Regions from separate parts of the Homo sapiens genome. Here regions 1 and 3 are each linked to region 2. A link is an interaction called in ENCODE POLR2A ChIA-PET data of the cell type or tissue named here. Cell type or tissue: MCF 10A. All regions are shown on one strand. Region 1 overlaps MIR222HG (miR222/221 cluster host gene). Region 2 has its middle 120 kb from the start of LINC01204. Region 3 overlaps MIR222HG (miR222/221 cluster host gene).

Evidence for each region. Peaks named below come from ENCODE experiments on the same cell type or tissue, not always from the same donor. Only the 100,000 strongest peaks of a DNase experiment are listed, where the experiment ranks them.
Region 1: POLR2A ChIA-PET joins it to region 2 with 11 read pairs; 4 of 35 experiments call an interaction of 5 or more read pairs at or near these places.
Region 3: POLR2A ChIA-PET joins it to region 2 with 19 read pairs; 4 of 35 experiments call an interaction of 5 or more read pairs at or near these places.

Annotation. Positions count from the first base shown.
Region 1 is chrX:45,759,907-45,762,406 of GRCh38, reverse strand. It overlaps MIR222HG (miR222/221 cluster host gene), which reads left to right. Exons shown (of 2, transcript NR_170290.1): 2 at 1-2,500. Among named protein-coding and RNA genes, the nearest start is that of MIR222HG, 9.1 kb to the left of the region's middle. In MCF 10A, no CTCF peak of the experiment used is centred here; no DNase peak of the experiment used is centred here.
Region 2 is chrX:45,620,694-45,623,193 of GRCh38, reverse strand. No RefSeq gene overlaps it. Among named protein-coding and RNA genes, the nearest start is that of LINC01204, 120 kb to the right of the region's middle. In MCF 10A, no CTCF peak of the experiment used is centred here; a DNase peak (open chromatin) is centred at 1,353.
Region 3 is chrX:45,766,114-45,768,613 of GRCh38, reverse strand. MIR222HG (miR222/221 cluster host gene) reads left to right here. Exons shown (of 2, transcript NR_170290.1): 2 at 1-2,500. Among named protein-coding and RNA genes, the nearest start is that of MIR222HG, 2.9 kb to the left of the region's middle. In MCF 10A, no CTCF peak of the experiment used is centred here; a DNase peak (open chromatin) is centred at 1,273.

The DNA.
Region 1 (2,500 bases), 140 kb before region 2:
GTAGATTGAGAATTTTGACTTAGAAGATGAGGGCATGTTATCCTAGCCCGTGGGTTCAGAGTGCTTGGAAGTCTCTTTAAAAAAAAAAAAAAATCCCCTGGCCTTGGACTGAGCCTGCTCTTGGAGGATTTATTAATCATGCCGGCCTTCATTCTTTCCTTTGTTTGTTCATTCCTTCATTTGTCCATACTCTCGCATAAGTCATTCAACATCTACCTGCAAATAGGTGAAAGAAAGGATGGGAGTGAGAGTCCATCAGGGGACGGGAGAGGAGAAGCAATAAACTCACTCTATGTTCCTTTCACCTCACTGACTGCATCTTGTATCTGATTGTTTGTCCCTTTGGAGACAACGTATATTTCACAGACAGACACTCACAACACTCATGAAGGTCTTTAAGCATCTTCCTTTGGGAGCTGCATTTCTTTTTTTAAAGTGAGAGGAGAAAATGCTTGTGAGGGAAAAACAGTGCAGAGAAATGGTTTTTCTTTCTTTCTTTTTAATGTTGGCGGAAGAAGGGTTCATAGTAGGGAACGTATCAGTAAATATAATCTAAGAGCACTCATGCTTTCAAATAATTTCCTTGTTTAAAGATATTAAGTGCAGTAGCGTTTACAATTAATGATCACAACCAGTTACAGATTGCTTTGTTCTTTCTCTACTCCTGCTGCTTCACCTGCCTACGCTTATAATAAAAGAACATTAAGAGACAACAAAGGCCATCACAAAGATGTCTTCAAAAATAATTTTAAAATAGAATTTTAATTAATTTAAAGGTAAGAAGTGTTGCCATGCCCTCAATCAAATTTATTATGACTTTTTGAAAATATCTCTAAGTAAATATATAGAAAATGAGGAATGAACATAGGGGAGGGCTTTTGGAATTTATACTACTATTCTTTCAAAAAATATTACTCGTCTCCATGTTGCAGTTAGGAATACGCTTCCTTAAGACAGAGTCATTATCTTTACTTGTTATTTAAATCTTGATATCACCTCCTATAGTTTTTGAAAGACATCACTCTTCAAGTTGTCTTCAATGGCACAAACTATACCTGTGCATTTTCTGAAACAAGTTTGACCATACCAGCAAAGGCAATGAAAATGCTTTGTCTTTCAGCATGAAATGTGAAGTCTACATTATTAGTGGGTATATATGGCCCAAGGGAAGAAAATGTTGAAGTAGATTTAAAAACAAAAACAAAATCACTCACACTCTAAAAGAATGTCTCAGTATTTCAAGGCTCTTCTCTCTCTCTGTGTTAAAACCAATAAGGAGGCCTCAGGACAAGTTAGGTTGATAATGACAGTGAATATCTACCTTTCTCCCCATTCCGTTTGACATCCATACTCCAAAAGACCTTCCCTTATTTGCTATGCATGGGTAGCAGGGAGATTATAGAGAAACTGTTCTTTTTCCTGCTTTCTTTTTTTACTGCTGGGGGAGTGATCACTTTCCTACAGCTCTTGTCCACCTGGCCCTTGAGGCGTTTGGAGTTTTGGTAAGGTGTTAACAAAAATTGTCTCAGGTGCCAACTAAATTTCATAAGCTTATAGCAGCACAACAGACTAAGACACCACATGGGAAATGTACATTTTACAAAAATATATTATACATCTACCATGTCTACCATGTGCCTTAGAGAGTTCTGGGTCTGGTAATACAGCAGTGAATAAAGTCCCCGCTCACATGGAGCGGGTAGGCTGATGGTGATGGAACTCATAAGTATACGGCAGGTGTTAGTAAACACTGCGGAGAAAAATAAAGCTGTGTCAGAGAGAGAGTACCTGGGGATCAGGGGTAGAGCGACGTTAACCAGGGCTAATAGGAAGGCCTCTTTGATGTTATTAGGCCAGTGAGGAATCAGCTGTGGGAGTGTCTGGAGGAAGAGGATTCCAGGCAGAGAAAATAAAAAAGTAACTGCAGTAGAGACGGGAGCAGGCTTTGTGTGTCCAAGAGACACATCATGGCAGATCAGGTAGGACTCTGTTGGCCACAGTAAGAAGCTGTTTGGAAGGTAGGAAATGATAACTAGAGAGAGTGAAGATGGTATTCTGAGAGTCTATGTGATTTATTGTAGGGATCCCGGAGAGTCGAGCCCCTTGTGCCTCATAACTGGAGTGTTTACAAGCCGTGTAAGGCCTTCTTGCAGTAAAATGCTACTTTTGTAATTTAAATTATTATGCTATGAAAACCTTAGCAAAGATAGATAAAGTTGAACTATTTGAAGCACAATTACAGCTAAAAAGCGCAAAGTGGGCAATTCTTCCTATCACATCTACTCCTCAGAGAGATGTGGGGTACCTGAATGTCTAACTGTGGAATGTTTTGATTTGATTTAAATTTGCCAAAAACTCATCTTCCATAAGGCATATCTTTGCTGATTTTTGCACTCAGTAACAAGCAGTTTAGAATTTTGAACTGAAGGGATTTTAAATCCATGTTTAAAGTGCTTTCATTTTAAAATAATTCTTAGTTTTATGTTCAGTCAGATGATAA
Region 2 (2,500 bases):
AGGGGATGAAAAAAGTGAAAGTTTTAGTGTCCTCCTAATGTAGGCTCCTAGAATATCCATCCATCATTCTACGCATGCCAGTAACACCCACATTTGTTGCTTGATTTACTGATTCAGTGGTTCCTTAAGCATTCTATCTATATCTATCTATCTATCTATCTATCTATCTATCTATCTCTATTATATCTCTTTGCTATATCCCTCTCCATTCTTTTTCTTTTGAAGTAATTGGTAGGTCAATATATACATCTGTGAGTACCTATAATATGAATTCATTGTGAGAAAGATGAAATGCAGTGGTTGCAAGAAATAAAACTTTTGGGGGGACAATTGATGAATGAGACTCATTCACAACACATGGACTTTATTAAAATAATGGTGCATGTGTCATCCTCTGATGGAAGAGCTGGACTGGGATGAACTGTGAGCTTGCTTGTTTGCAGATGCTGAAGCACATAGGCCAGATTCCTCATTTCTCACAAGCCCACATAGGTATGCCTGCAGCATGGCATCTACAAAACATGCTGCCCTAAGCACAAAAGTGGATTATCTGCTTCTTTTGGTTGATGGCAGTTATTTCAGGGAGGGACTATCAACAAGTTTCTACTTGCTACAATCTAGGGCTTGAATCCATAGGCCATACTCACTTGGCCTGAAAAGACATAACCAGACTGGAAGAAAGAACCTTGCCTTAATTCAAATGTTAAAATCTCAAGAGTCTGGCATAAGGGAGGAGGAAATAATGGACAGAGTATTCTCAAAACTGGCTTTCTGCTTGCTAAGTAAGCATACACACGTAAAGGTAATGTAAATATATTTTCTCTAAAGGTGAACTACTGTTACCGATGCCAGGGTGGAAAACAAGACTGAAGTTGTTGAAGAAAATAAAGAACTATAGGTAATAATAGTACCACTAAAACTAGAGATGATGCCAAGCTGCAGGTTATAAGTATGACTTCACATGAAGCTGGAAAGCATGTATCATTACTTCGCATTCAAGTTCTGAGCAGTTTTTAGAAAATGGAAATGACATCCTTTACAGATTTAAATTTCAACATTGCTTTTGTTTTTCATGCTGATTCACCCAGAACTTGCCAAAGAAAGTCCCAGTAAAAATGTTCATGAAGGTTTTAGTAAAGTAAAAGACAAAAAAGATTTGTTTCTGAGGCTTTCCTGAGTGATTTCTCTAAATTCTTCTTGAATCATCATTCTTCGGAAAATGAGTTTGTACTCCTGCAGGCTCTGAAGGTCAGGATAGACCAGCTATGACTTTTCTAGGAAGTGAGTAATAGTAAGACCACGGGACTAATTTCTGGAGGCCTGGAGGTACTTTTCATTTCAGAAGCTGTAGGTGTGGTTTTCCCCTCCAAATGGCTTTAGGGAGTTCCAGAGGCGTGTGTACACTTGAAATGGGAATAGCCAACCTAAAGTAAACTTGCCCTGGAGGTTCTGCCAACCTCTGTCAGCTCTTACCCTGGGTTTCCCCACCCATAGTGACTGGTCCTTTATATTCCTTCTCACTCCTTTCTTCTCTATCACCCATTCCTCCAACCATTCCTCCCCACCAACTCCAAATCTTCATACCCATGCAAAAACCTGAGAATTCTTTGAATATGTATCACTTAGAATTCCTTCTTCCCGGAAAATATGGAAGGACACTGCTGCCAAATGCTGTTTGTAAGACTCACACGCAAGCTATAGCCATGGAAAATTCGTAAGAATCATTGTTGGGAGGGGAACACGTTCATAATTCTTTAAAAATTCATATTCTTTTTGGAGAAAAATTTAGGGTTTTAGTGTTAAAATGCAGCTAAGTGGCTTCATTTTCTTCATTCATTCACTCAATAAAAATTTACTGTGCACCTACTATATGCCAGATGTGGTGTTAGAAGATACTGTGATAGAAGACACAGTCACTGCCCACAAAGATTTTAAGAGTTGGTGAAGAAGAGAAGAAAAATAATAATTACAATATAGTGCTATAAAGACTATGAGAGATGTTGTAGTCAGTATGCCATGGGCAGTTAAGAATTGTTAAAGTCCTCAATGATGAGTAGGACTTAATGAGGAAACTGTGTGTGTGTGTGTGTGTGTGTGTGTGTGTGTGTGTGTACTGGACTTGGGGAAATTGCTGGTGTTGTCCAGCTTCAGACGGGCTAAAGTTACCACCAAAACCCACTTTCTAAAGCTTATTACACACTAATAAGGCAGAAGAGAAAGTGGACCAAGCTTTCTTCAGTATTCTCTTTCCTCTCCATGGTGTTCCCAATTTCTCCTCCCCTTTTCCCCATATTTTTGCTTCCAACTTTCAGGAAATAATTAATAGACTTAATTCTTCATGGTTAAGTTTCATTGCTTGTTTCCCACAAGAGCTTATGCATTTCAGTAAATGTCAGTGCCTTCATTCAAAAATCTGAATCTGTAATGGAATGTGTTTGGAACTTACGGAGGAGATGGAAGACTCACGGCAAACACCTATTCTACTCATCCTACCCATTTC
Region 3 (2,500 bases), 150 kb before region 2:
TACTTTTGGTTCCTGTTCTGTTACTTTCAAAATCTTAAAATCCTTAACTCAAAAGGGAAAATGTATAATAAAACAGGATAGCAGTGCTGAAATTTCTCTCTCTTAGCAGTGGAGTGGGATGAGGGTGGGGGAGGGAGATGAATCTAGTGAGATATATTAATTGTTTTTTCCCCCTCTTGTATACTTGGATAACTTTTGAGATCAGTTTTCTCAGACTAGCAGCTCTCAAGACTTTTGCATAAGTATTTATTCTTAAAGAAATAGAAAGACAAGATAAGCACGGCTCTTAAGGGCAGGTCCTCCAATAAGTCAGGAAACGGGTGATCCAAACTTGTGAACATGACAAGTCAATTTGACTTAATTAAGGAATGGCATTAGTTTTCTTGAAGCACATGAATTTATAGGTTTTTAGAGTCTTGAAGACAGAAAAATGGCAACAAAGCATTAAGGTATTTACAGATAATTTATATTCAACTGCTAGCTTATGTTTTCAACTCTGTATTTCATGTAAGTAAATACTTGGGGAGAACATGATGATTTAATAATCTGGATAAATACTGCCGTGCCTGTTGGAAAAAAGCCTCTAATTTTTAGGTTTTCCTCATCCATTTAAAATCCATTGTTTTGAATGACAAAATGTGATAGAAACAGGTTGGAACAGTAAATGCTAGAAAGTATATCCCAGAAGAATTAACTGAGAACTTCATGTTTTCAATTCTATTTGCCGTTCTCTGTTCTCAATTTGTTAATTTTTAAAAGTACATCGAAAGTGAGTAGCATTGCTTGCTCTGAATTCTCCTCTGGGGTCATTGAGAGTATTCACATTTTCGTATACCCTGTTAAAAGATATTAATGCCATGCATATGCCTTTGTCTTTGTGGGTGTGTAAAACAACAAACTGAAGGGATCTGGTCAAGAGACAGACCTCAAAATAATTTCTCTGAAATAGTGTTTGAATTTGCATGTTCGGGAACGTAAATGCTTTCCCTTTGGGCTTGTTTCTTAAGTTTTTGGTGTAGTATACAGTTTTACCCAATTAAATTTTTCTTTTGAGGTCTGTATATGTATGGGTGTCTATATTTGATTTGAAGGGGGAGTTTTAATCATTAGTGAAACAAGTGGCTGTTTGTTAGAACCCAGATAAGCCTCATAGTGTTGTTCCTATGACAACTGAGTAGTTGGGTGTTGAAATGTAGCTTTAAGTTCTTGGTTTGGAAATGTCATTCAGACCTCCCACTATAGTCTCATTGAGTAGGAGGATAATGAGAAGGGGAAAAACCATGAAGCAACATAAGTATCTCCGTTCGTTTCATGTCTTCCTGACTTGTCTTTGTGTACAGGATCGCCATGGGAGTGGTAAACATAGGTCTTGAACAAAGCAATACTTCAATTAAAAAAATACATGGAAAGGGTCAGAAAAGTTGGGGAAGATAAATAACAACACATGGGGGCAATAAAGAGGCAAGAGAAATAGGCTTCCATGGGTTTCTGCAAATCCTTTATCCAGTGCTGACCAGCAGTGAGAACATCTTGAACCAGTTATTGTATAGCTCTTCAAGAGCTGTGAATTTCCTTAAAATGCAATGTGGAGAAAATTCCTTTGGTAGCAGGATGGTTTACCACTTTGGCATAACGTTTATTCATCTCCCCCAGGCAGACTACAGAGGATACTGTGTTCTTTTAAGGCACATGTTTTTAAACCAGTTGTTCATTTGTCATTTAATAGCTTTTGTCTTTTTTCTATGGGAAAGACAAGGTTGTACTATTAAAATAGTGATAAAATTTAAGTATTTTATTCTATATTCAAAAAGTGCTTTTGAAAAGTACTTAGAAAAAGATTGTTTGAGACCTGTTGTTTGTGGAAATGTCTGTCAATGGAGAATCTATGGAGCACTGTATTTGAGGAGAGGGATTGTTCAGACTAATATTTGGCATAGCTTAATTATGCAGTTGTTGATTTTCCATGTCTGAAGGTCTTCCTATTTCCTACTCCTAAATAGTTTTAACTATTTATTTGGTTGCTAGAACCTCCTGAAGTTAGAAAGAAAAAGATTTCAGTGGGGTTAGTCTCTTAATAAATATATGCCCACCATCTCTTCTGTAATCCAAAAAGCTCTGAAAATCAAAAGATTTTCATGTAACAAATTTGGCAGCAAATCCTGACCTGAACTGATGTGAAGCTAATGATAGTCTTTGTTTAGCTCGCTCAGAATGAATCTTTGTATGTTTTACTGTAGAAGTATTAATGTGTTTGATCACGGAGTATTGTTCCAGACTCCCCTAGAGGTTTATATACTATATTGAATAGTCAACCTATTACCTTTATAAAATAATAATAATAATCAATCTGAGTGTCAGGTAAGCATTTGTGGACCCATAATTACTGACATACATTGAGTTCATATTATATGCCGGGTACCATTCTAAATGAATCACTGGCATCTAAGAACAGTGTCTGGCACATAGTAGGTACTTAGTAGACACGTTTTGGTAGGAACTG